Linked DNA regions of Homo sapiens: region 1 is linked to region 2. The links are chromatin loops, found by intact Hi-C in ENCODE. Cell type or tissue: mammary epithelial cell. All regions are shown on one strand. Links, peaks and the distances in the headings refer to the core of each region. The heading gives the core; the rest is flanking DNA.

Evidence for each region. Peaks named below come from ENCODE experiments on the same cell type or tissue, not always from the same donor. Only the 100,000 strongest peaks of a DNase experiment are listed, where the experiment ranks them.
Region 1: a loop joins it to region 2, with 5 times the contacts of the local background. A loop is called at or near these places in 4 of 110 quality-filtered maps.

Annotation. Positions count from the first base shown.
Region 1 is chr5:140,064,456-140,081,130 of GRCh38, forward strand. No RefSeq gene overlaps it. Among named protein-coding and RNA genes, the nearest start is that of NRG2, 29 kb to the left of the region's middle. In mammary epithelial cell, for the core only: CTCF peaks have their summits at 8,949 and 11,094; no DNase peak of the experiment used is centred there.
Region 2 is chr5:139,780,208-139,796,882 of GRCh38, forward strand. It overlaps PSD2 (pleckstrin and Sec7 domain containing 2), which reads left to right and starts at 15,601. Exons shown (of 15, transcript NM_032289.4): 1 at 15,601-15,768. RefSeq lists silencers at 7,331-7,520, 7,901-8,050, 15,120-15,319 and an enhancer at 9,835-10,335. In mammary epithelial cell, for the core only: CTCF peaks have their summits at 7,414 (motif pointing right) and 8,459; DNase peaks (open chromatin) are centred at 7,474 and 8,004; H3K4me3 peaks cover 813 bases; H3K27ac peaks cover 341 bases.

The sequences.
Region 1 (16,675 bases), core at 4,085-12,084, 290 kb after region 2:
GGCTCACGTCTGTAATCCCTGCACTTTGGGAGGCAGACGTGGGAGGATCGCTTGAGCCCAGGAGTTTGAGACCAGCCTGGGCAATATGGTGAAACCTGTCTCTACAAAAAAATTAGCCAGGTATGTTGGCGTATGCCTAGAGTACCAGCTACTCAGGGGGCTAAGGCAGGAGGATCCTTCAGCCTGGGAGGTTGAGGCTGCAGTGAGCCCAGATTGCACCACCATACTCCAGCCTAGGCAAGAGTGAAAAAGAGCAAAAACTAAGTCAACTATAGTTCAAGAATCCAAAGCCAATTATTACTAGCAATTCAGAGAATTACCTTCTAGGCTTTAGAAAACATATTAGAGCTATTGGGTGGGGGGGAAGTTAGATTCACCCTTCATACCACACACAAGAATAAACTCAAAATGGATCAAGAGCTTTATTGGAAAAAAAAAAAAAACTATACAAGTTCTAGAAGAAAACTTGGGTGAATTCCTTTTTAACCTCTGTGTAGGGAAAGGCTTTGTAACTATAATTTGAAATACAGAGGCAAAACAAATAAAATATTGATAAATGTAACGATATAAAAATAAAAATGTTTTACATGACAAAACATAAGAAAAGGAAATGACAAACTGGGATACAATATTCACAATATGTATCACAGATAAAGAGCTGACGTCTTAAATTTATTTTTTCTTTCTTTCTTTCTTTCTTTCTTCCTTCTTCTTCTTTTTTTGTCTGAGACAGGGTCTCACTCTGTCACCCTAGGCTGGAGTGCAGTGGCACAATCATAGCTCACTGTAACTTTGAGCTCCTGGAATAAAATGATCCTCCTGCCTCAGCCTCCTGAGTAGCTGGGACTACAAGTGTGCACCACTATGCCTGGTTAATTTTTTATTTTTTAATTTTTTTGTAGAGACAGGGTCTCACTATGTTGCCAGGGCTGGTCTTGAACTCCTTGCCTCCAGTCATCCTCCTGCCTTGGCCTCCCAAAGTGCTGGGATTACAGACATGAGCCACCACACCCAGCCAAATTTACTTCTTAAAAACTATTTAAAATATAACAAAAATGACCACAAATTCTAGAGAAAAATAGGCAAAAATACATAAACAGACAATCCACTAAGAGCTATATAAACACAGTCTTAAACATATATAAAAAGATGTTCAACTTTATTCATAGTAAGATAAATGCAAATTATTAAAATGATGTTAAGATATCATTTCTCACTCATCAGATTGGCAAAAAAAAGTCAAAAGCAACCATCCTGGCTAACACAATGAAACCCCATCTCTACCAAAAATAAAAAAAATTAGCAGGGCATGGTGGCACGTGCCTGTAGTACCAGCTACTCAGGAGGCTGAGGCAGGAGAATCATTTGAACCCAGGAGGCGGAGGTTGCAATGAGCCGAGATCGTGCCACTGCACTCCAGCCTCAAAAAAAAAAAAAAAAAAAAAAAGGTCAAAAGCTTGATACAGTGGACCAAATGTTTATATCCCCCCCAAATTAATATCCTAACCCCAAAGGTGATGGTATTAGGAGGTGGGGCCTTTGGGAGGTGACTAGGTTATGAGGACAGAACCCTTAATGGGATTAGAAAGATCATTCTCTCCTTCTGCCATGTGAGGACACACTGAAAAGACCCTCTAAGGAGAAGTGGGCCCTCATTAGACACCAAATCTGCCAGTGCCTTGATCTTGAACTTCCAGGCCTCCAGAACTGTTAGAAATACATTTCTGTTGTTTATAAGCCAGTCATGCATCATTTTACAACAATGTTATGAGAAATGGGTCATTAGGCAATTTCCTTGTTGTGTGAACATCATAGAATGTACTTACACAAACCTAAATGGTACATCCTACTACACAGCTAGACCATATGGTATAGCCTATTTCTCCTAGGCTACAAACCTTTAGGACCCATTGCTATACCGAATACTGTAGGCAATTGTAACACAATGGTAAACATATGTAAACATGGAAAAGGTAATGTGTTGCACTACTATGTTATGATGGCTACAATCTCACTTAAGCCATAGCAATTTTTCAGTTCTATCAGAATATCATGGGACCGCCATCATATATGTGGTCCATTGTTGACTGAAGTGTCACTATGCAGCACATGACTGTATTTTGTTATAGCAGTCCAAAAGGACTCAGGACACCTGACAATACACTCTGTTGGTGAGGATGCAAGAAAACATCTCATCCTCAATATAAGATGCAATGTATGAGAGTACATTGAGAGGTATTCTCATACGTTGCTGATGGGAATATGGCAGTATATAACAAAACTACATACAAATTTACTCTTCAACACAGCAATCCCACTTGTAGAAATGTATCCTTAAGTTATACCCCCAATGATTCAAAAACACATATGTACAAAGTAATATATCCACTGTACCAAGCTTTTGACTTTTTTTTGCCAATCTGATGAGAAATGATATCTTAACATCATTTTATTAATTTGCATTTCTCTTACTATGAATAAAGTTGAATGTCTTTTTATATATGTTTAAGACTCTTTTTTTTTTTTTTTTTTTGACAGAGTCTTCCTCTGTCGCCCATGTTGGAGTGCAGTGGCGCAATCTCGGCTCACTGCAACCTCCGCCTCCCGGGTTCACGCCATTCTCCTGCCTCAGCCTCCCGAGTAGCTGGGACTACAGGTGCCCGCCACCATGCCCAGCTAAGTTTTTTTGTATTTTTAGTAGAGACAGGGTTTCACCGTGTTAGCCAGGATGGTCTCGATCTCCTGACCTTGTGATCCACCTGCCTCGGCCTCTCAAAATGCTGGGATTACAGGCGTGAGCCACCGTGCCCAGCCAAGACTATCTTTGTATAGCTCTTAGTGGATTGTCTGTTTATGTATTTTGCCTATTTTTCTCTAGAATTTTTGGTCATTTTTGTTATATTATAAATAGTTTTTTAAGAAGTAAATTTGGCCAAGTGTGGTGGCTCACGCCTGTAATCACAGCACTTTATTACTTTAATAATGCAATAATATATTGCATTAGTTGTAATATCAAAATATTAGAAACTACCTAATATCTAAGTGGGCAGGTTGATTGAATAAACTATAATACATCTGTACAATGGAGTATTATGCAGCAATAAAGAAGAACTAGAAAGATCTCTAGGAACGATACAGAATGATTTCCAGGAGATATTAAATTTTAAAAAGCAAAGCGCAAAAGACCATATAATATGTTATATTTTGTGGAAGAAAGAGGAGAAATAAGAAAATATACATTATCATTACAAAAAGAGACACAGGCAGGATAAACCAGAAAACCATGAAATTTGTTTTCTGCAAGGAGTAAGGGTGAGGGGATGAGTGGAAGGGACACAGGAGAGAATGGCTGTTCTCTGAGTATAACTCTTCGTATAGTTTTGACTTTTGAAAGCATGTTAATATCTTACATATTCAAAAGATAAATCAATTAAGAATGAGGAGGGGGAACCCATAAGCAAATGCCAATTGAATAAATAAGTGTAATGTATATCAAATGAATAACATGACCACAATGAATGGAAAAAAGTTTAAAAGAAAAAACTAATCCAAGAAATGTATGAAAACAGTGTGGCCTCAGTTTTGGAGGGGATGAGGAAAGAAAAGTGCAAACGAGTCATGAACTCTTTTTAGTAGGGTTGTTAATGGTAGCAGTATGGGCAAAGCAATTTCAAAATTATTTTAGATGTAATTAGGATTGAGCAAATGGGTAAATGTGTTGGTGTTATTGGGAGTCAGGGTTCTCACCGTGGAAAAAGGAATATGTAAGTATGAAATGGGGAAAGGCAAAAAAAGAATCTTGTGGAGATGCACTGGAATTGGAGAAACTGGTATGAAGTCATGATTTCTAAAATGTGAATATGTATATACATGTTTATGTATGTGCACATGTATATGTGTATGTGTATGTGTATGCACATTTGTGTATACATGGCTTTACTTCCCATCTCTGTTTGTTCAAAAGTCCAAGAAGCAAATAAAACCTGGTAGCAATGAGTATGCCTCGTGCCTAGATCTTGGTTTCTAGTACCATTCCCCTCTAAAAGGAATCTGTCCTCCTTCAAGAAATGGCTGATTCCAGGGCTGGGGCAGCATAGATACATTGGAGCCTAGGACACCCTGTTATGCCATCCTGTTAAGGAAGTGCTAAAAGAAAAAAAAAGTGACAGCATATTGCAAGGACATGAGGACTAGCTTGAAGGGGCCCCACTGGCCAAATCGGAGACAATTAAGCACCAAACTAGTACATATAATAATGAATTATAAACCATTGGTAAAACAGTGAGGGCCCAGAGCCAACTGATCCATTAGGCACAGTGTCTGAGACCCATGATACTTTCAAAGGCGCATGAAAATGTTTTAACTTCTTTTAAAAGAAATCAGAAGAAAAATAAATGCACTGGCAATAACATCCTGGATTATATTTATCTTCATAGCAACAAAGTCATCAAATATAATTTTTTAAAATCATATGGAGGAACAATAAAGACAAAAGTGCCGAGGGCCCAAGAAAGTCATAAGGCTGCCCTTCTAGGGACAACTGGCCAATGGGGACCATGTGCTAAACTGGAAAATTATCATTTTGCAACTTTCATAGTACAGATTAATTCAAGCAAGAATCATCAATAGAAGTTAAATCTAAAGGAAATTTTTGGTAAGGAATAAGATATTGGCACCATCTTAAAATGTGTCACCCACAGACTTATTAGTCGCAGGAAAGAAAGAACAAAAGATGATTATACAGTGGAAAACTAAGGCATCACTTTGATTGGATGATCAAAATTAATATTATCTTTGAGAGATAGATGGACATCGTGTGCCTCCAGATCCTGAGAAGGTCACAACATCACCTATGCAATATTCGTGCTGAGAGTGTATAAATGCAATCTAATCATGAGGAAACATCAGACAAACAAAACGAAGTGTTCTATTAAAAAAAAGAAAGGTGGGAGAGTTGTATTCTTCAAAAATGTCAATGTCAAAAAAGACAAAGACTGTGGAAATGTTCCAGATTTAAGGTGGCTAAAAAGACATGGCAATTAAATGCAATATTTGACCCTAAAATTGAAGCTGTACTGGAAGGGGAAAAAACCTGTGAAGGACATGATTAGATCAGCTAAAACTTTTGGAATGTGAACAGTAAATTAGATGATAGCATTCTATCAAGGTAAACTTATGAAGTCAGTAACTAGAGCAAACCCCTTTCCTTCAGAAATACATGCTGAGCTGAGCCCTATGACAAACTCCTGTGGTCCCAGCTACTGAAGGTTGAGGTAGGAGGATCACTTCAGGCCAGGAGTTCAAGGCTAGCCTGGGTAATATATTGAGACCCTATATCTCAATTAATCAATCAATCAATGCCGGATGATTTGAGGATAAAAAGCCATGAGCCATGATATATACAGCCTGGCATGGTGGCATACACCTGTGGTCCCAGCTACTTGGGGGCACTGAGGCATGAGGATCACTTGAACCCAGGAGGTTGAGCCAAGATCATGCCACTGAACTCCAGCCTAGGTGACAAAGTGAGACCTTGCCTTAAAAAAAAAAAGATATATGTAACCTACATCAAATGGTTTAAGGAAAAAATATGTGTGTGTGTGTGTGTGTGTGTGTGTCTGTGTAAACAGAAAGAGAATGTTAGCAATGGCTGAATCTTTGTAAAGGATATTCAAATGTTCCTTGTATGATTTTTACTTTTGCAACTCCTTATAAGTTTGATATTATTTTTAAATAAGTTTTTGAAAACTTAAGAAATAATAAATATATTAGAGTGTCACATACACTGTATGATGACATTGGCTGGAGTTTTCATGTTATAAACAGTTTCTCATCTTATCATATAATCTTTGAGTCTATTATTTTAAATGTCTACATAGCATTCTATCAAACTGATATGCTAGAGTTTGCTGAGCTATTGCTTTACTGTTAAAATTTTAAATTACCTTCAATTTTTTTTCTGTTTCAAACAGTGTTCACAGTTGTTAAGCTTCAGCACTCTAGAACCGTATTACCTATATTCAAAATCCCAGCTCTGTTATTTATTAGTTGTATGGCTTTGAGTAAATTATTTATCCTTCTATGCCTCACTTTCAAGTTAGGCATAAATAGTACTTATAGGGTTGTTGTGAGTATTAAATGAGATATTCATGTAAAGAACTGGCCGGGAGCAGTGGCTCACACCTATAATCATAGCACTTTGGGAGGCCAAGGCAGTAGGATTGCTTGAGCCCAGCAGTTCAAGACCAGCCTGGGCAACATGGCAAAACCGTCTCTACTAAAAATAGAAAAATTAGCTTGGTGTAGTGGTGCGCACCTGTATTCCCAGCTACTTGGGAGGTTGAGATGGGAGAATCACCTGAGCCCAGGAGGCAGAGGTTGTTGTAGTGAGCCAAAATGATGCCACTGCACTCCAGCCTGGGTATCAGAGTGAGACCCTGTCTCAAAACAAAATAAAATGAAATAAAAAAATTGCTAGTTGGAAAGTAAATTGATGAACAGTTTGGCAAACAATTAAAGTTTAACATTTATGTACCCTAAAATGCAAAAATTCCACTCCTAGATATATATCCAAAAGAAATTCTTGCACATATACAATAAGAGACATGGACCATGATGCTCATGACAGGATCATTCACAATAATAAAAACCTAGGAAAAAATCTTCAAAATGCCCATCAACAAGAGACTGAATAAACTAAATCCATAACCACAGTGGAATATTACACAGCTGTTTAAATGAACGAACTGTGGTGACATGCAACAACATGCATGAATCTTAACAAATACCACTAAGTGCAAAAATTATTGTGTGCCACATGATATTTTTTATTAAATTAAAAACATTTAAATATGCATATTTAGGAATGCTTATAAATACAATAACACTATATAAAAAGGAAAGCAAGGGAGTGGGGATTCAGGTTGATGGCTGCCTGGCATGGGAGGAGTTAGGGCATGGTACGGGTAGGGGCCTAATGTGGTAGGTTTATGGGTGCTTTTAATACTTTAAACAAATGGTTAGCTAGCTAGCCAGGCAGCAAAGTAGACAGCTCTGACTGCTATGTGAAGAATGGATCAAAGGAGTAGAAGCTGGAGCAGGATGACCAGTTAGGAAGATGTTTAGTATCCAGATGAAGGAGGGTGAGGCATTGTTCTCGAATGGTGGCCATTGAGATGGAGAGTATTGAACAGAATCAGAATCTATTCTGGAGGTAATGGAGAACTTGCTCTGATGACTTAGATGTGGGAGGCAAGGAATATTCTATTGTACAAATATTCCATAATTAAACTCTGCTCTTATGGTATATCTAAGTTGTTTACAATATTTTTTGCTCCAATAAAGGTCTAAAATGAACATCCTTGTACCTTAATCTTCATACAAATTCAATTAATGTCTTTCTTTTTTATGGTGTGTGATGTGATCCAATTTTATTATATTTAAGATTGTATTTTTTTTTTAGAGCAGTGTTAGGCACACAGCCAAATTGAAAGGAAGGTACAGAGATTTCCCTTATGGCCTCTGCCGTCATACATGTTCAGGCTCCCAATTACAATATCCCCCACCAGAGCGGTACATACATTACAACAGATAAACCTACATTGATACACCACTATCATCCAAAGTCTATACCTTACATTAGGGTTCACTCTTGGTGGTGTACATTCTATGGGTTTGGACATACATTCATTATAGTATCATATAGTATTTTCACTGCCCTGAAAATCCTCTGTGCTCCATCTATTCATCCTTCCCTCGCCCCATACTCTGGCAACTACTGATCCTTTTACTCTCTCCATAGTTTTGCCTTTTCCAGAATGTGATACAGTTTGGAATCATATAATACGTAACTTTTTCAATTGGCTTCTTTCACTTAGCAATATGGATTTAAGGTTCCTGCACGTCTTTTCATGGCTTGATAGCTTTTTTCTTTTTAGCAATGAATATTTCATTTACTGGGTATACCACAGTTTATTCATTCCTCTAATGAAGGCCAACTCAGTTGCTTTCAAGTTTTGGTAATTATAAAAGATGCTATAAACATCCATGTGCACGTCTTTGTATGGACATAAGTTTTCAACTCCTTTTGGTAAACACCAGAGAGTTCAAATGTTGGATTATATAGTAAGATGTATGTTTAGTTTTGTAAGAAGCTGTCAAACTATCTTCCAAAGTGGCTGTGCCCTTTTGCATTCCCACCAGCAATGAACCAGAGTTCCTGTTGCTCCACATCCTCACCAGCATTTGGTGTTGTCATGTTCTGGACTTTGGCCATTCTAATAGATATGTATCTTGAATTAATTTTTAAAAATCAACCTGCAGAAATAAAATTGCTATACCAAAGGATATGTGCATTAAATAAGGCTTTTGATACATATTACCAAGTTAGCTTCCTGAAGTGAAAGATTGTACCATTTTAGCTCCCACTAGCTTGGACAACATGACGAAATTTCATCTCTACAAAACATACAAAAATTCTCTGAGTGTGGTTGCCCGCGCCTAGTAGTCCCAGCTACTCCAGCGGCTGAGGCAGGAGAATCACTCGAGCTGGGGAAGTGGAGGTTGCAGTGAGCCAAGATCGCGCCGCTGCACTTCAGCCTGGACGACAGAAGGAGACACTGTCTTAAAGAAAAAAAAAAGAACAAGAAGAACTTACAGTACTGCCTGGAACATACTAAGCATACAACAAATATTAGCTATTTGAATAACTTTTGTACGTTAAGCTTTTTCCATTGGGGGGATCTAAACTTTTGCAATATTAATAGTTGAATATAAAGGCAATACTACTGATATTTTGGGATACATAAAATAATGTATAATGTAGAGATAGGAATGGCAATATTTCGAACAATGAAATAGATTATTTTATAATCTTTGCTTTCTTTAATTAAAAAAATAGGAATTCACCTAAAAAAGATATATCTGCTATTCTAAAATCTACCACTGAGTGGCAGCATAACCAATTAATATGGCAATATAACTCGTAATTTTCAAACTCAAATTTACAAAAATCTCAAAATAGAAAAAGGGTTCCTAGAAAAGAAGTGTGGTTATAGCAGACACATTAAATCTATTGGCTGATGAATTATTTGAGGTAAATCTATCCCAATACCTTGCTAGGTGTTGGTTGGCCAGACATCTCTAAACTGATTTATCTTTTCTGTGACCCCATTTCCACTCTCCCTTAAAATGGTTTTTCTTCCGTCTTTTCCATCTCAATAAATGACATACGTACCATCTACCTAATTGCTTAAGCCAGAAACTAAAAGTCACTCTATTGTGGGGTACAGGGCTTTTTATTGTTGATTCATAGTTGTATTATATTATGGTAAAAAAAAAATGTGGTCTGTATAATATCAACTTTCTCAGTATTACTTGAGACTGGCTTCGTAGTCAAATTTTCAAGTTTTTCACATTTACTTAGAGAACATGTACTTAGAAAACATGTACTCTCCACTACGTGAAGGATTCTGGCTGTATCCATTAAATCAAGCTTGTGAACCATGTTTTTCAGATCTTCTGTATCCTTATTAATATTATGTCAGCTTCTTCTGTTTCTGTAGGAAATATGGTAAAGAAAAATTTGCCACTGTAATTGTGGATTTGTTAATTTCTTGCAATTCTGTCAATGACATTTTTGCTTTACATGTACTGAAGAGGTATTGTAAATTACATATAGAGTCAGAATTGCTACATCTTTTTGGTACCAACATGGAGAAACCCCGTCTCTACTAAAAATACAAAGTTAGCCAGGCGTAGTGGCGCATGCCTGTAATCCCAGCTATGCGGAAGGCTGAAGCAGGAGAATCGCTTGAACCTGGGAGGTGGAGGTTGCGGTGAGCCGAGAATGCACCACTGCACTCCAGCCTGGGCAAAAAGAGCAAAGCTCCGTCTCAAAAAAAAAAAAATTCCTTTATCGTTTACTTAAAAAAATCTTAGGCCGGCCGGGCGCGGTGGCTCACGCCTGTAATTCCAGTATTTTGGGAGGCCGAGGCGGGTGGATCACCAGAAATCAGGAGTTCGAGACCAGCCTGATCAACACGGAGAAACCCCATCTTTATTAAAAATACAAAATTAGACAGGCGTGGTGGCGCATGACTGTAATCCCAGCTACTCGGGAGGCTGAGGCAGGAGGATGGCGTGAACCCGGGAGACGGAGCTTGCAGTGAGCTGAGATCGCGCCACTGCACTCCAGCCTGGGCGACAGAGCGAGACTCCGTCTCAGAAAAAAAAAAAAAAAAAAGGAAACAAAAATCCTTCAGTGGCTTCGTATGAGAAAGAATAATATCCAAACATTTTACCACAACACTTAGAATGACTTGGCCCATGCCTGCTTCGCCAATCTCCTCTCATAAACTTAAATACTTATGTTTAACTTTATAGGAAATTACCAAACTGTTCCCTGAAATGGTTGTACGATTTTGCATTCCCACCAGCAATGTATGAAAGTTCCAGTTATTCTGCAACCTCACTAGCACCTGACATTGTCTTTTTATTTAATTTAAACTATTTGAGCAGGCATGAGGTGGTGTCTCATTGTCGTTTTAATTTGTAAATGACTAATGAAGTTGAGAATCTTTTCGTGTACTAATTTGCCATCTGTATATCTTTTTTATAAAGTATCTGTTCAAATCTTTTGCCCTTTTCTTTACTGGGTTGTTAGCTTTCTTATTATTGAGGTTAGAGAGTCTTTTATATATTCAGGTTACAAATATTTTATTAGACATATGTTTTGCAAATGTTTCTTCCCAGTATGTGGCTTGTCTTCTCATTTTCTCTATCTTTCAAAGAGCAGAACTTTTTTGTTTCGTAAAATCCAGTTTATTAATTTTTCCTTTTCTACCCAGCCTTTTAATCCCATTTCTTCCCATCCTATTCTATCAGTCTTCTTTCTCTGTCTTCAGTCATGTATAATTCTCCCACTTTTTGCAAAAATCTTCACCTTTCCTCATTATCACTGTTCTTTTTCCCCTTTATTTCCCTGCCAAATATTTGAAATGAATGTCTACAAAAGCCTCCAATTCTTTACTATTTAGACATTCCTTAAAGTCCTAAAATTTTTGCTTTCATTTATACCACACTACCAAAACTAACCTCTTGATGTCACCAAAAAGCCTCTTACATGTCCACTCTAATAATATTTTCTAACCCTAATTATCCCCTATTTCCTTTTGGCATTGAAATAGCTGATGAATCCTTTCTTCTATTTTTTTTTTTTGTTTGTTTAGACAGAGTCATACCCAGGTTGGAGTGCCGTGGCGCCATCTCAGCTCACTGCAACCTCCACCACTCAGGTTCAAGTGATTCTTGTGCCTCAGCCTCCCGAGTAACTGGGACTACAGGTACATACCACCACACCTGGCTAATTTTTGTATTTTTACTACAGATGGGGTTTTGCCATGTTGGCCAAGCTGGTCTCGAACTCCTGGCCTCAAGATATCTGCCCGCTTTGGCCTCCCAAAGTACTGGGATTATAGGCGTGAGCCACCACACCCAGCCCTAAAAATTATTTTTTAACCTCTCATTTTTGACATTCCTCAAAAGCTGATCTAACCCCTATGATATTCCCTTGGGAATTAATTCAAATATTATTTAATATCATGTAAATAAGGGGTTTTGGTCTTTGGTTTATTTTACAGATCAGGGTCTCATTGTGTTGTCCAGGCTGGTCTTGAACTCCTGAGCTAGCTCATGATCCTCCTACCTCAACCTCCCCGGTAACTGAGTCTACAGGTGTGCACCACCAAGTCAGGCTTAAGGGTTTTTTTGGTGAATAAATTTAAGGTTTTGTGTTGTTCTGAAGTCAGACTGAAGTAGCAAATATGAAATAGGTGTTAAATTACTTACAGGAAATTAGTTCCCTTAAATGAGTTGAATATCATCATTTATTTTTTAAATGACATCATTGTTTTTTTTAAAACCTGAATTCCCAATGAGAGAAATTTCAGCAGAACACATAACTGATTTTTATTATAAACTCTAAATTACTGGAGTCCAAATGAACAAAATTTACTCATTTTTTTCATTAATTATAAAATATGTATTATATATTAGGAAGAAATACAATCCAGGAACAATTTCCTAGGAGAGGGAGTATAGTTATTAGGATCACAAAGGGTTTTTTCTAATATTTATTAGGTAGAGAAACTGAAATATAGTAAAATAGATTTTTCCCCTACCTAAAGTAAAATTATAAAAAAGACATTTCAGTTTTGATTTTGCCTCATTGGAACCATAATTAGCAGTGGTTTCATCCTTCTCAGGTACTCCCCCATCTACCATCCTTTCCTTCTCATTCACCTTCTCTTTCTTTTTCCCCTTTTTATTTCCTCTAATTAGTAAAATGACCAGAAATATGACTAAATTAAGTTATTGAGCTTCTCCCTATTCTAGGTCAAAGTAATTACTTCTCGTTATTCCAGCTGGTTCTTCTGCTGGCTTCCATTTATCTGCTGAAAAGTCTGTTTTCAGATGGACAGCTCCTGCTTTCTTCTTCTTGGGCAGAGCAAAAGAGAGCAATGGCTGAGATTTCCTGATTCATTAGTGTCACAAAGTCAGGCTAGGAAAATCTGTGCTCTGGAATCCTCCATGTCTCCATTGTGGGGATATCAGTGCATTCTGAGCACATTGAGAGGGAGCAGAATATAGGAGAAAGAGCTTTGGAGTTAAAAAGACCCGAGTTCAAATCAATCCTGACTACCACTTAATAGCCACATGACCAGAAAGGCAATACATTCTTCGAGCATGTCTCCTCATCTGTGAAAGAGAGATAGATGATAATGTCTATTTTAACAGGAACCATGAGTAAGGAATCTGACACTTAGTACATACTTAGTACGGTTTAGTCTCTTCCTCTACTCTCCCACAATAATTCCTTTAGTTGAGAATGGCTCTTTAAAATGTCATCCCTGGCTGGGCGTGGTGGCTCATGCCTGTAATCCCAGCACTTTGGGAGGCCAGGAGTTCAAGACCAGCCTGGCCAACATGGCAAAACTCCAACTCTACTAAAAATACAAAAATTAGCCGAGCATGGTGGCACACACCTGTAGTCCCAGCTACTCAGGAGGCTGAGGCCCGAGAATTACATGAACCCAGGCAGTGGAGGTTTCAGTGAGCCAAGATTGTGCCACTGCACTTCACCCTGGGCGATAGAACGAGACTCCATCTCAAAAAAAAAAAAAAGTCATCCCTTCTTGGTGTACTGACACAAAGCCAATCCCTTGGCACTTCCCATGGGATACACTGATGTGATAGTGAGATAAGGAGATATACTGTCCCTTGAATATATTTGTGTTTTTAAAAACTTTTGGGGTAGGAATTTTTGATATGGCAAGGAAAGTGCTAGTCGTGGTTTCTACATTGTGTTATGCAGACTCTAAAAGTTCTATGAAGCATCTCAAGAAGTTTCCAAAAGCATATAGTAATGGAAAACATATTTCATTTCTGCCTGCTTTATGACTTCCAGACCCCACTCTGACAATAGATATATTGGTCATCAACACTCAATTGTACTACTTTTTGTAGAAAGAGCATACAGGGTCCTATGAAGATCATACAGCAAGTGTTAAGTCTATAAACAAAATTCAAGGCACCTGGTTAATTATTTTCTTTTGTCCTGAAGTATTATAATATGTTATGTGAAATAAGTGGAACTTTAATTTAAATCTGAAACTCTTTTGTCAAAGTAAGAATACACATAATCTTGATTTGTTTTGCTTTGGGGTTTTTAATTTGTTTGTTTTTGAGAAGGGGTCTCCCATGTTGCCCAGGGCTCAAGTCATTGTCCCGAGTAGCTGAGACTACAGGTGCATACCACCAAACCCAGCATATACATAACCTCAACCCAGCAATTATAGTTCTGGGAATCTCTCCTAGAATATACTCACACATGCATACAAATATCTATCTACCTATATCTATTTATCTATCTATCTATGTAAAAGCATACTTATTGCAGCCTGTTTGCACTAACAGAAGACCAGAATAATTGGTTAAATATCATAGAATATGATTGGTTAAATATCATAGAATATCCTTCCCATATAACAAAATACTATAAACCAATTAAATAATAAATAATTATTAAATAAATAGCAATTATATGCCCAGAACCTTCTTAAGTGCTGAATAAGAATAAAAATAAGTATAAGCCATGGTTCTTGTCCTGAAGGAGTTTACACCCTGTTTAGGTAGAGTCAAAGATGCCCAGTATATATCTAGCTTTGAATCATATGTCTTCTATGTGAGTCAACTTCTTGATTGGTGTTCTTGTAAAAAGATCTCCTGGACCTGGGATCAGCAAACTACAGCCTGTGGGCCAAATCTAACTCCCCTTCTATTTTGTAAATAAATTTTTATTAGAATACAGCCACACCCTATTGTGTGGCTGTATCATTTACCTATTGTGTGGCTAATATCATTTACCTATTGTCTATAGCTACTTTCCTGATACAGAGTTGAGTACTTGCAACAGACACCATATGGCCCACAAAGCCAAATATACTTCCTAACTGGCCCTTTATAGAAAAATTTTTGCTGGGCGAGGTGGCTCAACCCTGTAATCCCAGCATTTTAGAAGGCCGAGGCAGGTGGATCATGTCAGCCCAGGAGTTCAAGACCAGCCTCTGAAACACAGTGAAACTCCATCTCTACTAAAAATACAAAAAATTACCCATGTATGGTGGTGCACAACTGTAGTCCCAGCTATTCGGGAGACTGAGATGGGAGAATCACCTGAGCCTGGGAAGTCGAGGCTGCAGTGAGCCGTGATTGTGTCATTACACTCCAGCCTGGGCAACAGAGTGAGACCCTGTCTCAAAAAACAGAAAATAAAAGAGAGTTTGCCAACCCTAAAAAACGAACGAACAAACAAACACTTAAGACTCATTTGGAATTAAGCACAGTAGTTTTAAAATACGTCCATATTAACTTGCTATTTTGACAACTGTTATGTGCCAGGCACTTTTCTTGACACTACATGATTTGGGGGAAGCTAATGGTTTGGGCTTCCTCATATGTTGGGTTTGAACTATCTGTAGATTTCCAGATAAAGATTAATTTGCTCTTTTAGCAAACATTGATTGAGAACCTAATATGAGCCAGGCACTATCATACACATTGGAGAAGCAGAGGTGAAAAAATATGTAGCGTACTATGAGAGACATATCGTGGCTATAGGATTAATAATAGCCATAAGGTCCACTCAAACATCTTGCAAGGTCCTATGCTATATAAGCTACACTACAAAAATAATAATAATGTCACTCTAATTACTCAGCCCTTACTCTAAGATAGACATTTTGTATAAATAAGCTCATTAAATACCATTAACAACTCTATAAGGTACACATTCATATCCCCAATTTACAGTTGGGGAAACTGAGGCTTATATAAGATAGGTGACTTGATAAAAATCTCACAACTAGTAACAAATAGTAACTTGCTTTGAACGTCCATAAATTATCTGATGCTCCTTCCTTTAAAAGGTGGAGCTTGGCTGGGCATCATGGTTCACACCTGTAATCCCAGCACTTTGGGAGGCCCAGGTGGGAGGATTGCTTGAGCCCAGGAGTTCAAAACCAGCCTGGGTAACATGGCAAAATCCTGTCTCTACAAAAAACACAAAAAATTAGTCAGGCATGGCCAGGCGCGGTGGCTCACGCCTGTAATCCCAGCACTTTGGAGGCCAAAGCGGGCGGATCACGAGGTCAGGAGATCGAGACCATCCTGGCTAACACGGTGAAACCCTGTCTCTACTAAAAATACAAAAAAAATTAGCCAGGCGTGGTGGCGGGCGCCTGTAGTCCCAGCTACTCAGGAGGCTGAGGCAGGAGAATGGCATGAACCTGGGAGATGGAGGTTGCAGTAAGCCAAGATTGCACCACTGCACTCCAATCTGGGCAACAGAGTGAGACTCTGTCTCAAAAAAAAATTAGTCAGGCATGGTGGTGCATGCCTATCGTCCCAGCTACTTGGTAGGCTGAGGCAGGAGAATTACCAGAGCCCAGGAGGTGGAGACTGTAGTGAGCTGTAATCACATCACTGCACTCCAGCATGGGCAACATGGGCAACAGAGTGAGATCCTGTCTCATTAAAAAAAAAAAAAAAAAAAAAAGATGGTGGAGCTTAATTTTCCTTTCTTTGAGTGTGTGCGGTACTTGGCAATTTTCTTCTAACAAAGTACAATGTAAACAAGTATGCCTTCTGATACTAGATCATAAAAGGTGGTAAAGTCTTCTCGTTGTTCTCTCTCAGATCACTTGTGCTAGGGAAAAACAACTGCTATGTGGTAAGAACATTCAGGTAGCCCTGTGGAGAGGTCCATGTGGCAAAGAACTGAGACCTCTTGCCCACTGCCAGCAAGGAACTAAGGCCTTCTACTAACAGCCATGTGAGTAAGCCTTCTTGGAAGTGGATCCTTCAACTCCAGTCAAGCCTTCATATAACTGGAGTCCTGGCCAACATCTTGACTGCAACTTTATGAGCGAGTGTGAGCCAGAACCGCCCAGCTAAACTACTGAATTCTTGACCCATACAAACATTTATTATCTCACATTATTATTTTGGGGTAATTTTTTTATTCAGCAATAGATAGCTAATACAAAGCTGAAAGATATACACATTCTAGAACAAGGGGTCCATAAACTTTTTCTTGAAGACCCAGATAGTAAATATT
Region 2 (16,675 bases), core at 3,300-11,299:
TTGTCACCTCCTCAGTGTCAGATGCTGCACCTTGGTGGATACCAGTGAAGGTTACAATGACAGGGTTGGCTGCAGTTGACCTGGCAATCAGCTGTACACCCCAGGCTGTTTCTCATGGACAGATGAATGGATGGATGCTCAACCAGCTCTCCGTGACCCTGAACTTGTATAATTGCTTTGTTGGAACCTGAATGTTGTCTTTTTTCATTTGTCCTCATTAAATTTCTTTTTTTTGTTGTTGTTGTTCTTTTTTTGAGACATTGTCTCGCTCTATTGCCCAGGCTGGAGTGCAGTGGCGTGATCTTGGCTCACTGCAACCACTGCCTCCTGGGTTCAAGTGATTCTCCTGCCTCAGCCTCCCAAGTAGCTTGGATTACAGGCACGCAGCACCATGCCCGACTAATTTTTGTATTTTTAGTAAAGACGGGGTTTCACCATGTTGGCCAGACTGGTCTTGAACTCCTGGTCTCAAATGATCCACCAGCCTCGGCCTCCCAAAGCGCTGGGATTACAGGTGTGAGCCACCATGCCTGCTGTCCTCATTAAATTCCATCTTGTTGGTTTTGAATTCGGCCTCCAGCCAGTCCTGTTAATGATGAGAGTAGCAAACTCTCATACATGCGCCATGTCCAGACCCTTGGTTAACTCATTCAGACTTTGGGAGAATCCTGTGAGGGAGCTACCATTATCCCCATTTTAGAGATGAGGAAATTGAGGCACAAAGAAGAGGTTAAGTAACTTGCCCAAGTTGACTCAGTCATAAATGGTGAGATTAGAACCCAGGTAGTTCAGATTCAGATGTTGTGGTCTTAACTATTCACTCTGTTGCCTCTTTTCAGCTTCTGATGCCATCCCCTTTCATCTTCCAGTCTCCAAAAACACATTGAGCATGCCTCTAATTCTTCATTCAAATTATTGTTTAAAAAAACAAAACAAAACAAAAACCCTATGGACCAGAGAAGTCCAGGGCCAAGGGTGGAGCCTCTAGAGATCTCCTTTTGCACGGGCCTTATTCTATTTGTCCAGAATTCTTGACAGTGATTACTTGACCAGCTGCAAGGTTATAAAACTGGGATCCAGCTGTGGCTGTTCACCATAGTCTCAGGACAGCATTCATCACATATCTCTCTCTTTTTTTTTTTTTCTGAGACGGAGTCTTGCTCTGTTGCCCAGGCTGGAGTGCAGTGGTGCAATCTTGGCCCACTGCAAGCTCCACCTCCTGGGTTCACGCCATTCTCCTGCCTCAGCCTCCCGAGTAGCTGGGACTACAGGTGTCCGCCACCACGCCCGGCTAATTTTTTGTATTTTTAGTAGAGATGGGGTTTCACTGTGTTAGCCAGAGTGGTCTTGATCTTCTGACCTCGTGATCCACCTGTCTTGGCTTCCCAAAGTGCTGGGATTACAGGTGTGAGCCACGGCGCCTGGCCTTTTTTTTTTTTATTTTGAGATGGACTCTCACTCTGTTGCCCAGGCTGGAGTGCAATGGCGCAATCTCGGCTCACTGCAACCTCCGCCTCCTGGGTTCAAGCGATTCTCCTGCGTCAGCCTCCTGAGTAACTGGGATTACAGGCACATGCCACGACACCTGGCTAATTTTTGTATTTTTAGCAGAGATGGGGTTTCACCATGTTGGGCAGGCTGGTCTCGAACTCCTGACCTCAGGTGATCCGCCCACCTCGGCCTCCCAAAATGCTGGGATTACAAGTGTGAGCCATTGTGCCTGGCCTCATCACATATCTCTCTGAAATCGCACACACACACAGCATTTCATATCATAATTGCCTGCCTGGATTTACCTGCCCAGGGGCCCGAGAAAACAAAGGGATCAGAAGGTGGGGCGGGGGCAGTACTTATTTGAGCCCATGTGGGCTCCCAGTGGCCCTTCACAGGGCCTTTCATAGGCCCTAGGTTTCAGCCCAGTATCTGGCCTGTATTAGGTGCTCAATAAATGCTTGTTATCTAGTTTTTTTTGTTTGTTTATTTGTTTGTCTGTGAGACGGAGTTTCACTCTTGTTGCCCAGGCTGGAGTGCAGTGGCACAATCTCGGCTCACTATAACCTCCGCCTCCTGGGTTCAAGTGATTCTCCTGCCTCAGCCTCCCAAGTAGCTGGAATTACAGGTGCCCACTACCATGCCCAGCTAATTTTTGTATTTTTAGTAGAGATGACGTTTTGCCATGTTGGCCAGGCTGGTCTCAAACTCCTGACCTCAGGTGATCCGCCCATTTTGGCCTCCCAGAGTGCTGGGATTACAGATGTGAGCCACTGTGCTGGGCCTGACTAGTTTTTTTTTTTTTTTTTTTTGAGACACAGTCTCACTCCATAGCCCAGGCTGGAGTGCAGTGGCGTGATCTGCGCTCACTGCAACCTCTGCCTCCCGGGTTCAAGCAATTCTCCTGCCTCAGCCTCCCAAGTAGCTGGGACTACAGGCGCATGCCACTACGCCCGGCTCATTTTTTGTATTTTAGTATAGACAGGGTTTCACCGTGTTGCCCAGGCTGGTCTCGAACTCCTGAGCTCAGGCAATCCTCCCACCTCGGCCTCCCAAAGTGCTGGGATTACAGGCATGAGCCACTGTGCCCAGCCCTGACTAGTTTTTGAAGGTCACTTGGCTTTATTTTATTTTTTACTGTGGTAGAATAGCATAAGATTTACCACTTTAACCATTTTTAAGTGTGCAATTCAGTGATATTAGGTACCCTCAAAATGTCATATAATCATCACTAGTATGTAGTATATTTCCAGAACTTTTTCATCGTCACAAACAAAAACTCCATCCATTAGATGAGAACTCACCACTGCTCTCCCTCCAGCCTCTGGTCATGTCTATCCTACTTTCTGTCTTTATGATTTGCCTTGTCTAGATATTTCATATAAATTGGAATCACACAGCATTTGTCCTTTTGTGTCTGAGTTATTTCACTTAGCCTAACATTTTCAAGATTAATCTGGCTGGGCACGGTCACACCTGTAATCCCAGCACTTTGGGAGGCGGAGGTGGGAGGATCGCTTGAGCCCAGGAGTTCAAGGTCAGCTTGGTCAACATAGTAAGACCCTCGTCTCTACAAAAATAAAAATAAAAAAAATTAGCTGGGCAGGGTGGTGCGTACCTGTGGTCTCAGCCACTTGCGAGGCTGAGGCAGAAGGATCGCTTGAGCCCAGAAGTTGAAGGCTACAATGAGCTATGATTGCACCACTGGACTCCAGCCTGGATGACAGAACAAGACCCTGTCTCACAACAGATGCGTCCATATTGTAGCAGGTGTCAGTGCTTCCTGTCTTTTTAAGGCTGATGTTCCATTGTATGGATGTAGCACATATTGTTAATCCATTCACCTGTCGATGGACACCAGGTTGTTTCCACCTCTTGGCCGTCATGAGTAGTGCTGCTCTGAAGTTTATGAATTGTAGACAGGGTCTTGCTGTGTTGCCCAGGCTGCTTGTTAACTGTTATTTCATAACCCTGCTGTTGGGTTCTCCCCAGTCTTTTCCACGAAAACGGCTCTTGTCAAGGTCCCCAGTGGCCTCCATGCTGCTAAAGCCAAGGGAGATTTTCAGCTCTTGTTTCACTTGATTTCATCGGCAGCTTCTGACTCACTCAGTCTCATTTCTCCTCGATATTGTCTCTTTGTTTGGCTTACAGGATTTCTTTCTTTTCCTCTGCCTCTCTGCACAGATGCTTTTTCTCAGTCCCTCTTCTTGTTTCTCCCCTTTCCCCTTTCTCCTTCTGCTAGCTCTTTTTTTTTTTTTTTTTTTTAGACAGGGTCTTGTTCTGTCGCCCATGCTGGAGTGCAGTGGCATGATCTCGGCTCACTGCAGCAACCTCCTGGGTTCAAGTGATCCTCCCACCCTAGCCTCCCAAGTAGCTGGAACTACAGGCACGCACCACCACACTGGCTAATTTTTGTATTTTTTGCAGAGAGGGGTTTTGCCATGTTGCCCAGGCTGGTCTTGAACTCCTGACCTCAAGCGATCCACCCGCCTCTGCCTCCCAAAGTGGTGGGATTACAGGTGTGAGCCATTGCGCTGGCCTCCCCCAGCTCTTAATGTGGGAGGGCCTCAGGGGTCCATTCTTGGTCCTGTGACACGGCCCTCCCCGACTCCTGTGGTGACCTCACCCACTCATCCCCAATGTGTATCTCCACCCAGACTTTTCTGTCTGCCACTCTGACATCTCTGCTTAGATCACTAATTGACATCTCGATGGCCTCCTAACTGGGTTTGGCTCTGATGTCTCCAATCTATCTCTAACACAGCAGCCAGAGGGAGCCTTTAAAAATATAAGTCAGATCAAATCAATTCTCTGGCCCAAAACTTTGGTGGCTCCTGATGTCACTTAGAGTCAAAGCCAAAGTCCTCATCATGGCCTACAACGCCCTCCATCATCTGGCCCCTGCTGCCTCCCTGCTCTCACCTCCCACATCCTTCCCTGTTCCCTTTGCTCCTTGCTGGTCCATGAACATGCCCAGCATATTCCCACCCCAGGGCCTTTGCACTGGCTTTTCTTCCTTCCTGGAAATCTCTCCTGCCATATGTCTACATGACAAATTCCCCCCCTTTTTTTTTTGAGACGGAGTCTTGCTCTGTTGCCCAGGCTGCAGTGCAATGGCATGATCTGGCTCACTGCAACCTCCGCCTCCTGGGTTCAAATGATTTTCCTGTCTCAGCCTCCTGAGTAGCTGGGATAACAGGTGTGCACCACCACGCCTGGCTAATTTTTTTTTGTATTTTTAGTAGAGACAGGGTTTTAGCATGTTGGCCAGGCTGGTCTCAAACTCCTGACCTCAGGTGATCTGCTCACTTCAGTCTCCCAAAGTGCTGGGATTACAGGCGTGAGCCACCTCGCCCAGCCTACCTCTTTCTTGTCTTTTGTTCAACTTCATCCTTTCAAAGTGCCCACTGATAATACTCTATTTAAAGTTGGAACACCTCTCACTCTGTCTACCCTTCTCATCCCCTTTCTTTGTCTTCTCTTCTCCTCTCCTCTCCTCTCCTTTCCTCTTCTCCCTTCTTCCCTCCCTTCCTTCCTTTTTTTTTTTTCAGGGTCTGCTCTGTTGCCCAGGCTGGAGTGCAGTGGTGCTATCTCGGCTTACTGCAACCTCTGCCTCCTGGGTTTAAGCAATCCTCCTGCCTCAGCCTCCCTAGGAGCTGGGACTATAGGCATGCACCACCATGCCTGGCTAATTTTTGTATTTTTAATAGAGATGGGGTGTCACTATGTTGGCCAGGCTGGTCTTGAACTTCTGACCTCAGGCAATCTGCCTGCCTTGGCATCCCAAAGTGCTGGGATTACAGGTGTGGGCCACCGTGCCCGGCCCTCATTGCCTTCCTGATGGCCTGTTTTCCCTGTGATGCTCGTCACTGTCTATAATATTATATACTTCACTTACTTATTATGTTTGTTTCTTCTCTCCTCCCACCTCCATTGGAAGCATGATTCAGGAGGGCAAGGATTTTTGTGTTTTTTTGTTTACTGATATGGCTCACCTAGAATAGTGCTTGGTACATGTAGGGACTCAATATATATTTGTTGAATGAATCAGTGAAGGAAGGAAGTATGATAATGTGGGAAGGGGTCTCCAATCTAAAAATGGGTTAGATGCTGGGTGCAGTGGCTCGCGCCTATAATCCCAGCACTCTGGAAGGCTGAGGTGGGAAGATCGCTTGAGGTCAGAAGTTTGAGACCAGCCTGGGCAATGCAGGGAGACCTTGTCTCTACAAAAAATTTAAAAATTAGCCAGGAGTGGTGGCATACACCCGCGGTCCCAGCTACTTGAGAGGCTGAGGCAGGAGGATCCCTTGAACCCAGGAGTTTGAGGTTACAGTGAGCTGTGATCACACCACTGCACTGTAGCCTGGGTGACAGAGTGAGACCCTGTCTCAAAATAAATAAATAGCCTGGGCGCTGTGGCTCACACCTGTCGTCCCAGCTCTTTTGGAGGCTGAGGCAGGAGGATCTCTTGAGCCCAGGAGTTTGAGATCGGCCTGAGCAACATAGTGAAACCCTGTCTCTACAAAAAATTCAAAAATTAGCCAGGTGTGGTGGCGGGTGCCTGTAGTTCCAGCTACACAGGAGGCAGAGAGGTGGGGGGATCACCTGAGCCCAGGAGGTTGAGACCGGAGCGAACAAAGATCGCTGCCACTGCACTCCAGCCTGGGGGACAGAGCAAGACCCTGCTTCGCTTTATTAAAAATAAATAAATAGATAAATAAATACATTTTTAAAATGAGTTAGGGTCAAGAAAAGGTGGCTTTCTGGTATGCCCAGGTGTCATGGACATTAGAGCTGTTTGCTGTGCAGCAGCTGTCCCCATTCTCCTGAAACATTCCCCCATTTTCCTTTGGGACAAATCCCCACCCACCATCAGTCAGTCCATGTGGTGGATCACCTGCGGCTGACTCCAGGCTTCACTTCAAAGGGGCAGTGACTCTTGGTGACTCAGTGATTGGTTCAGGGCTGGGAGCATTTCACATTTCACCATGTTGCCCAGGCTGGGCCGATGAGACTGAGTCCTGAGACTTCTGCTTGTACTGCACTGTTGGAATGGGGACGGCTTCTTCCCTCAAAGCTGGACGTAAGCTCAGACCTGCCTTAGCCAACTTGACGCGTTTTTGGAAGAGCCTGCCTGGAAATGAAGGCAGTGCAGAAGAGCACTGGGCTACAGATGTGGAGAAAGATCACATTTGAAAGCCTCTTCTGTACTGCCTGACCTACTCCTAAACTTGACTTTCCATTTAGAGAAACCCCTTTTCACTGATCAGTTTGAGTTGGGATTCTGTCACTCGCACAACCACTTACAGTACACCTCCACGAGCATCCGAACCGGGGAGTGAGGAGGGACGGGTTGGGGCCTGGGGGGTGTGTGGGATGTGTGGCCCCAGTGGTCTTCCCAAGTGAGAGAGGCTGAGCACATGGAGGGCACTCACTTAGCAGTGCTAGATGGAGGTGGCATGAAAACAGATTGCCTTGGCCTTGTCCTAGAAGCGCTCTCAAGCTGTCAGCGGAGAAGGTCATGGGCATGAACGGGGCAAACAAGACCAAGGGCTCCTACCATGCCTGAGCTGCAGGCTAAGCTGAGATGGATTCTGCCCCTCCACTCCACCCCCACGCCCCAGTGCAACAGAAAGCCCAGTTCCAGCACAGACGAAGGGGGGCCTGGGCTCTGCCACTTACTAGGGGTGCTCTGGGGTAAGTCACTGAACTTTCTGAGCTCGTGTCCTCATAGGTAAAATGGCAATCATGTCCACTTCATAGGAGTGCTGTAAGGGTGAAATGAGGTCATGCGTGGCAAGAACTCAGCATGAGCCTGGCTCACAGAACACTCTCAGCAGCAGTCAGCTGCCACAACCAGCGTTTGTTGGTGTTCTCTCCCAGCTAAGGAGTCCGCCTGGTGCCGCGGGTGCAGTTTCCAAAAACACCAGCAGGTGGCGCCCCGACCCCAAAAGAGCCCCCGTCGCTGGCCTTCCCAGGGCCGGGAGGGGCTGGGCTGGGCGGCCTGTTGAATCTCGGCCAGTTAGACCCGCGATCTTTCCCGCTGCACGGGGACCCGTGCGTGAACTCCTCTCAATTCTCTGTGGTCTCTGGCACAAGGAAGAGGGGGTCTGGGTCACCATGGGATAGTTGGGGAGCCTGTTTTCCATCCGTGTTGTGTAACGGCACGGCCTTCGGAGACAGCCTGGGCAAAGTTGAGGAAATACCCGGGTTGGAGCGGATAGGAGACTTTGAGAACGGGCGGGATCCCGACGCGCAGGCTGATTTTTGAGTGCCTGCGGCTGAACTCGGGGCGCCGCTGGGCCTGGTGCTGCGGTAGGAGGATGACCCATATGACCTGTATTCGCTTCCTTTCAGAGTGCGGGCGAGCGGGGCTGCGCTTCGCGGAAGACTCCGCGCAGTGCTGGGCACTGGGACGCGGGGAGTCTGGAAATTCTGCGTCTGGCCAGCAGAGGGAGGCGGAGAGCCCGCCCCCCCCGCGCCCCCCCCCGAACCCGTGCCCAGGCCTGGCCCGGCTCCCCCAGCCCGAGCTCCCCCTGCGGGAACCTTCCCGGCTTGGCCGCTCCTCCCTGGGCAGGACTCGACATGTCCCGTGTCCCTTCATTTTGGAAAAAGTCTTGCCCTCCTCTCCCCGCCCAGCTTCTTGGAGGAGCGCGTGGGTTAAGGGGAGGGTCAGTTTCAACCCGAACTCAACCCTAACCGCGCCGCGCGCCCCGCTCCCTGGGCCTCAGTGCGGGTGATGGCACGGACTGGCCACTCTAATTCTAGCAGCTGCGAATTCCTGGGACAGGGTGGGGTGACCTCCACTAGGGTAGAGACTGGGGGGGGCACAAGGGGCTTCTCCCCCTAACCCCCATCAACCCAGGCCTGGACGGCCAGCTGGACCTCCGGAAGCGCGGGCTGCCCACCCCATACCACCCCGGCCAGTTCCCGGGACTCTCCTGGACAGGCTCCCGGAGGCCCACAAAGGCCCTTAGATGCCGTTCTGGGCCAGGCTCTGCCGGGGCCCTGGGCCGGCGGCCGGCTGCCGGCTGGCTCTCGGCACTGCAAGTCCCTGGCACTCCTGTGGGGCTTTGTCCACCAGCCCTGGCCCCATGCTGGCCGGGCCTCGTCGCTGGGGGAGGGATTGCACAGGCAGGTCGTAGAGCTTGGGCAGTCTCCCTTTCTCCAGCCCGTGGCCTTGCTCTCCTCCAGGTGACTGGCCCCTTACCTCAGCCTTGCTGGCCCCCACAGCCAGGGCTGTCCAGTGAGCAAAGAGTGTGAGTCCTCCCCACGCTCCCTCCTGGCTAACATGGGAGTGGTGGGTCACGTTGTCCTCGTTTGCAGACCAGACCGGGGGCTCCAGGGATCTTCCCCAGGCCTCCGTGGCTCCCTGCCCCGGCTCCTGACTGCACGGTTTCCCTACTGTGGGCCTGTCAGGGTTGCGGCCCAGGCATGCGTTTGTCCCTGGCCACTCACTCTTTCATTCATTCTTCGGTTCATCACTCTTTGGATACCAACTTCATCCAGGCCCTGGGCTCAGGGAGGAGCTGGGGACTGAGAGGGAGTGTGCAGGGTCCTTGCGCTCATGGAGTGTCCAGTCCAGACAGTCACGACACAGTATGACATGTGCTGTGATAGAGGCAGACCTGCCCGGCCTGGGGGCACCTCCTCAGAGAGGCCTTCGCTGAACACCTGACTGAAGTAGCCCTACCCACCAGCCAGCTGCAGTCACACACCAGGTTTTGTTTGTTTGTGTGTTTCGAAGCCCTTCTAATATTTACAGCTGACTTCTTCCTTTATTAAGGAAGGATCGCTAGAGCCTGGGAGGTCAAGGCTGTAGTGAGCCGAGATCATGCCCCTGCATTCCAGCCTGGGTATTCCTGTCTCTAAAAGAAAAACAAAAAACAAAACAAAACAAAAACAAAAAGAAACTCACTCAACAAACTAGGAATAGTGGGCACTCATTATATGAGTGCTTCAGTAAATGCCCACTGGGTGCCAGGCACTGTTCCAGCCCCCTGGGAATCTACAAGGGAGAGAGGAAAATTCTTACCCTCATGGAGCCTATGGCCTAGTGATGGCAGCGGTGGTGGGGACACAGACCATTCCCAGAAAGGACAAGCATATGGTATATACATATGTGTTATGGAGGAAAAGAAGGCGGGGAAATGGGAGATGTGGATGAAGGAGGGGGTAGAATTTTAGTAGAGTGGTCAGAAAAGGTGACATTGGAAGAGAGCGCTGAAGGAAGTGAGGGGTGGGCGGTGCGGATACCTGGGGGAGGAGTGTTTTAGGCAGAGAGCAGCACGGGGCCGGGCGGGCGCTGAGGTGGGAGTGTCCCTGGTGCTTTGGAGGAACAGGGAGGGGACCGGTGTGTCTGCAGGAGAATGAGGTCAGAGGAGTGGTGGGGGCCAGATCTTATGGGATTTTGTGGCCTGCGTAAAGACTTGGTTTGAGTCTGGGCACGGGAGCTCGCGCCTGTAATCCCAGCACTTTGGGAGGCTGTGGCAGGAGGATCACTTGAGCCCAGGAATTCGAGACCAGGCTGGCCTTGTGGTCGTGATGTTTACGGCAAAGAGGAAGAGGAGGTCAGTGTGGGTTGGGTTAAGATGGAACTGCTCTTTGGATATCCTAGTGGCAACTTCAGGTCAGCACTTGGGTGTTGGGGTCTGACCTCAGGTGGAAAGGTCCAGGTTGGAGAATCACACACCGAGAAGCTTCAGGGTTTAGCTGGGCTTTGAAGCTGGGCTGGGGTCATCATGGGAAAGAGTGAGATGGAGAAGACCGAGGACTGAGCCCTGGGAGCTCTGGCATTGGAGGTCAGAGAGGGGCGGAGAAACTAGCAAAGGAAGATGAGAAGGTGCAGCCAGAGAGGCAGGAGGAAAAACATGACAGTGAGGAGTCCTGGAAGTCAAGGGAAGAAAGTATGTCAAGGAGGAAGCGGGGATGAACGGTGTCAGATGCTGTCAGGAAGCTAAGACCAGGCCTGTGAATGGACTTTTGGATTTAGCATTGTGGCAGTCACTGAGGACTAGGCCACAGTCTAGCACCATGTACAAACTTTAGAAAATGGTGGCCATGGCCGGGTGCTGTGGTTCATGCTTGTAATCCCAGCTCTTTGGGAGGCTGAGGTGGGTGTCCTGAGGTCAGTTGTTCAAGACCAGCCTGGCCAACATGATGAAACCCTGTCTCTACTAAAAATACAAAAAATTAGCTGGGTGTGGTGGTTGGGTGGGGGGGAGCGCCTATAATCCCAGCTACTCGGGAGACCGAAGCAGGAAAATCGCTTGAACCCAGGAGGTGGGGGGTGCAGTGAACCGAGATTGCACCATTGCACTACAGCCTGGGCAACAAAAGTGAAACTTCATCTCAAAAAAATAAAAAAAGAAAAGAAAATGGTGGCCATTCCAGGTGGACCTGGCTACACAGGCAAACAGAAGGTGGATACCTTGCTGTAAAGAAAAAGGCACTCTGCACAGTGGCTCACACCTGTAATCCTAGCACTTTGGGAAGCCAAGGCAGGAGGATCACTTGAGCCCAGGAAGTCAAGACCAGCCTGGGCAACATGGCGAAACTCCATCTCTACAAAAAATATAAAAATTAGCTGGGTATAGTGGTGCATGCCTGTAGTCCTAGCTACTGGGGAGGCTGAGATGGGAGGATCGCTTGAGCCTGGGAAGTCAAGGCTGCACTGATCTGAGATCATGCCACTGCACTCCAGCCTGGGTATTCCTGTCTCTAAAAGAAAAACAAAAAACAAAACAAAACAAAACCAAAAACAAAAAGAAACCCACTCAACAAACTAGGAATAGAAGGGAATGAACTCAACATGATAAAGGGCATTTATGAAAAACCCACAGCTAACACTGTACTCAGGTTGCAGCGAGCCATGATTGTGCCACTGCACTATGCTGGCCTGAGACCCTCTCTCAGAAAACAAAAAACAAAAAACAAAAAAAAAAGAGAAAGAAAAAGGCATCTCTTCCCCTGACAGATACAACCTTGCATCAGGACACACAGCATGGTGAAAGGAGAACAGGTTGGGTTTTAGCTACCTCTCCATCCTTCATGTAACCCAGCACCCTTGTGCAGTGCCCAGCCTGCACATCTGTACTCAGCAACTGTGTTGGTGACTTTGATGAGTGGTGTCAGTGGACTGTACAGGGAGATAAGAGCTAGACTGGAGTTCCTTTGAGAGACAGGAATTAGAGACAGCCAGCATGGACAACTTTTTCAAGGAGCTTTGCTGTAATAGGTAAAGAGAAATGGGATGGTAGCTGGGGAGTGGAGAGGAATTAGCCAAATGAGAGTGCGTGAAGGGGAAGGCATCCCAGGCAGAGAGCCTGCCTAAGCAAAGGGAGGTCACTAGAAATGGTTGAGGGGGAATGAGTGTGGGAGGGGTCCTAGGACATCAAATTTGAGGTGGGAAGTGTCAGGAGAGGGGACATAGAATAGGTGAATTGGGGCCTTCATCTTGGGGTCGTGGGGGTGCTGGGGACAGGGGCAGGTTACAACAAAGCTGTGAACACAGTAGGTGCTTATTGAGCTCTCTGGGATTGGCCTGGGGAATCCCTACCCAGGCACCCCACCTGGGCCTCAGGCTTCCAGCTGGAAGATGGGAGAATTGGGTGTTTTAGGGGTCCTCTGAGTCAAGCCTCTTCTGGGTTGGACCCAAATGAGTCCTCCCAATTGGTGGGTCCCTCTGTCCCTGCCCAAGGTGCTGACCATGCCCAATGCAGCTGGCCCCCCCTCCCCCCATAACTTTCATGCTCTCCTGGGGACCAGTCAAGGGCCAGGCGGTAAACCATGGGAAAAGGCCCCTCCATGTGCAAGGGTCTTTGGTTCAGCCTTGGCACCTGCTTCTTATGAGACCCCCTCAGGTGAGGAGGCGGGGTGGGGGAGGAAAGGGAGGTCACTTGGAGGAACAGGGAGAAGCTGCGCATTCTTCTTTCCCTTGAGGAATGGGGGAAATATCGTCTATTCTGGCTCCTGGGTAGGGGGATGTTGACCCTGCTGTCTTTCTTTCTCTTTCTTTCTTTTCTTTTCTTTCTCTCTTTCTTTTTTCTTTCTTTCTTTCTCTTTCTCCCTTCCTTCCTTCCTCCCTCCCTCCCTCTCTTTCTCTCTCTCTTTTCCTTCCTTCCCTTCCTTCCTTCCTTTCTTTCTTTTTTTCTTTCTGTCTTTCCTTCCTTCCTTCCTTCCTTCCTTCCTTCCTTCCTTCCTTCCTTCCTTCTTTCTTTCTTTTTTCTTTCTTTCTTTCTGTCTTTCTTTCTTCTTTCCTTCTTCTTTTGACTGAGTCTTGCTCTGTTGCCCAGGCTGGAATGTAGTGGCACGATCTTGGCTCACTGCAACCTCTGCATCCTGGGTTCCAGTGATTCTCTTGCCTCCGGAGTAGCTGGGATTACAGGTGTGCATCACCACACCCGGCTAATTTTTGTATTTTTAGTAGAGAGGGGGGTTTCACTGTGTTGGCCAGGCTGGTCTCGAGCTCTTGACCTCAAGTGATCCAACCCACTTTGGCCTCCCAAAGTGTTGGGATTACAGGCGTGAGCCACCATTCCCAGCCTGACCCTGCTGTCTTTCAGGAGGCGAAGGTAGCCACAAGGAACAGTAACAATACTCCCCTCTCCAGTGTCCATGGCACCCAGAACACTCACACAGAGCTCACCTGTGGCCTCCAGGCAGCCCTCTGAGCCCTAGGGAGCTAGTTCCACTTGACGGAGGGGAAAGGAAGGTTCAGGAAAGGGTACAGCTGCCCATAGCCACACAGCTAGGAAGTGTGGGTTGGGGGGACTGGACTAGAACCCGGGTCTCCTTGCCCCTGCCACAGGCTCCCAGAGCTACAAAGGACAGGGGGCAGATCCAGGGGGCAGAGACTAGGTTCTGTGTGCCAGCCCAGCGCAAGTTAGCTGGAGAGACAGCTATGTCTACCTTTCCCCTTTCCCTGTTCTTTCCTTCCACATAATTTATTAAGCCATGCTGAGTGTTAGGTGCTGAGGATACACTGTGAACCCTTTCAAGGGGCTCAGAGTCCATCCAGTGGACAACAATTAAATAGTGCATTCCATGAGTAAGTAATCATTACAGCTGGAACAGCCATGGCCCATTGAGTGCATCTGTGTGCCAGGTCTTGAGCACATCAGCTCTTTCGGTCCCCATCCTAGCCTCACAAAGAGGGGGACTGCTACCATCCTCATTGGGCAGATGAGGAAGTAGGAGCCCAGAAAGGTGGTCCAGCTGTGACTTGAGGGCATGGGTGCCAAGGGTGGGGAATGTGGTATCTAAGCCCTGCCATGAGCACTTCCCTCCACAGCCCCTGCTGGTCGCCACCCTTCTCTGCCTACAGGTAGCAGAGGGCAGGGGGGTAGAATGCAGGACAGCAGGGAAGCCAAGCTCCCTCTGTGCCCTTTAAGATCCTGGGCACCTGCACAGAGAGTGGCTCCCTTGTTTCTGGGCTCTGCGGTAATGTCCTAGGGTTTGATGGGCAGTGAAGGATGTGGTCTGAGTGCCCTCTTAATTGACCAGCTGTGCTCACAGATTCAGATCTCCTGGGATCATGAGCAAGTGACTTATGCTCTCCAAGTCTCAGTTTTCTCATCTGTAAAACGGGTTGTAGGATTGTTTTGAGAATTAAATATGACACATGAAGAGCACTTGGTAGATGCTTGGTTGTCAGAGGTGTCACCATGGTTGATGAAGTCCCAGCTCCTGCTGTTGCCCAGCTTGAAGGGAGGGAGACTACGCACAGCTCAGATTCCACACCTCCAATTACTGCCACCCTAAGAGGTCAGCAAATCCTCTTCCTGCTCCCTAAGAAGAGTCCATGTTTGTGTGTTCATGGGTGGAAAGAAGGTCAGAGAAGACTTCATGAAGGAAGGGGCATTTAAGGAGGAATTTGAGGGTTCAGTAGGAGTTCACTGAGCACAGCAGGATCAAGGCCCCACCGGGCAGAGTGTGGATCATCTGCTGAGGTCTGGAGATGGAAGCAACTGGGTGTGGTGAACCCCCCAGGGGCTGGAGTAGGGGAGAGGGGTAGAAAGTGGCCTCCAGTGGCAGGGCCTGACTCTATCCTGATTTCCCTTCTCCCAGGCACTGGGCCTGCTCCCCACGCCCTCCTTAGATCCCTGTGGGTGGGGGCCCTTTAATGCCTCTCTGAGAGGCGGACTCTTACTCTGCAGGTGCCTCACAGCCAGGAAGTTCTTAATGTCTAGCCCAGGTACAGCCAGTCAACCCTCTTCTTCAGTTAGAGTCCTGGGCTGAGGGGGGCGGCTTCAGGGCCTTGACTTGCCCTTGGGGAGACACCGTGGGACAGGTGCCTTGGGAGATGGTTTCCTCTGCCCAGGGCACCCTCTGTCTCTCTCTGTCTCCTTATATCTGCCCAGGGAGGCTTCCCCTTGACCTGGCACAGGGATGTGGATTCTTGGTTGGACCCACCCCTCACCTCCCGCCTCCCTCAGGTTCTTTCTCCTTTGTCTCTTTCTCCTCTCTCCTGCCTCCTCCCATCCCACTCTGTCCCGAGGCTCCTTCTCACCCCACAGCCCAGGTCTCCGTCCCGTCCCGTGTGACTCTAGGTCTCAGGGGCTCAGTCTCCCTCTCTGAGATTCTTCACCTTGGCCCCCCGCACTCCCTGCTCCTCCCTTGGCGGCGTCTCCCGGGGGCTGGCGTGTGTGTCGGGGGGCTGGGGGCAGGGGTCACTCCCTGAACAGACCGCGGGAGGAGGGCCAGGACCCGCCCCCTCCTTCACCTCCAGGGCCTGGCGGGTCCCGAGAGCTCAGGTTCTAGACCGGTGGGTCCTGCCTGGAGGGCGGAGGTGGTTGGGTCTGCCCGAGGGTTCGAGGACGGCAGGGGCCCAGCGTGGCTAGGAGGGGGCAGAACCCCGGGCGCTCCCCTCCCCCCCTTTCTTAAAGGGCCCGCGCGGGGCAGAGGGGGACAAGGTGGGCCGCGCTCTCCCCGGCACGCTCGGGGTCCCGGGGCGAGCGCTGCGCTGCAAGCGGACAGGGCTGGGGGCCGCGCTTCCCTCCGGGCTCCGCGCCCGCCGCTCGCGCGCCCGCAGTGCCCCCGCCCTTCCCCGCCCTTCCCGCTCCTCCCTCCTCCTCCTCCTCCAGCTCACGGCTCCGCTCCCTCCCTCCTGCCGTCCGTCCCCCTCGCTCAGCCTCTCCACATCGCGGCTCCGGCACCTGAAGGGACGCGGGCGGGCGCGGGCAGCTCCGACCGGCGGCGGCGGGGCGGGACAGGCAGCCCGGCGGCCTCCGATGGCCCCGCCGTGAGAGGCCGGACCCGCGGCGGGGACCAGCAGCGGTGAGTGGGGCCGCGGGGCTCCGGGACCCGCCCCTCCCCGCTGGCGGCCAGGCCGGGGCGGGACGGGCCGGGGAGAGGGCCGCGTGCGGGTGGGGGGCGTCGCCCTCGCCCTCGGTGCCCACCCGGGTCCGCTAACAAAGCTACATTTCCAGATCAATTCCGCGGCGTCTGGAGCATCCGAAGGATACGGTTGTCATGGAGATGGGGCCGAGAGAGGAAGCCCGGGCTGGCCGGGTCTGGGCCGGGGAGAGGGGGCGCCGCGGGAAAGCCCGAGCCCAGCCTGAGGGACGGTGGGGGCTGCCGGGCCGATTGTCTCCCGGCTCCGCCACCCACTACCCTCTCCCCGCTTTTGTATAATCTGGGGGTACGCGTGTGCGTGGGGGGTGCCAGTGGCAGCCTGGTGGTCGGGGATCGGGGCATTGGGTACCGGGGCCTGCCGGCAGCCACCTTCACGAGGCTGCAGCTTTGAGGATTTATTTCTGTTTCCAGTTTCCCAACTTTGACAGCCCTGCTTGGCGGCCAGGCCTCCCCGGCTCTGCAGCTAGAGCGGGGGCTCGCACGGGGGCGTGGCAGTCAGGGCTGAGGAGGCACATAATGGCCGAGGCGGCAGCGGGAGGGAGGGGTCCCAGGAGCGGGCTGCTGGGGCTGGGTGCAGAGGGAGTCCAGACTGGGGACAACCCTGCCCAGCGGGCCCCCTCGGAGGAGGAGGTATTCAGCTGTTCCTAGAGGATGCAGGGACTCCCCGGAATGATCACTGGGGGCATTGTTTTTGCATAGGCCCAGGGGGCCACTGTCTCAAGCCCACCCCTTTGTCTTGGGGCCATCTTGGGGGGGCCAGGAAGAGAACAGGGAGCAGAAGCAGCAGTCACAATGGAAGAGGGCCTAAGACTCCTGGCAGCCTGGGGAT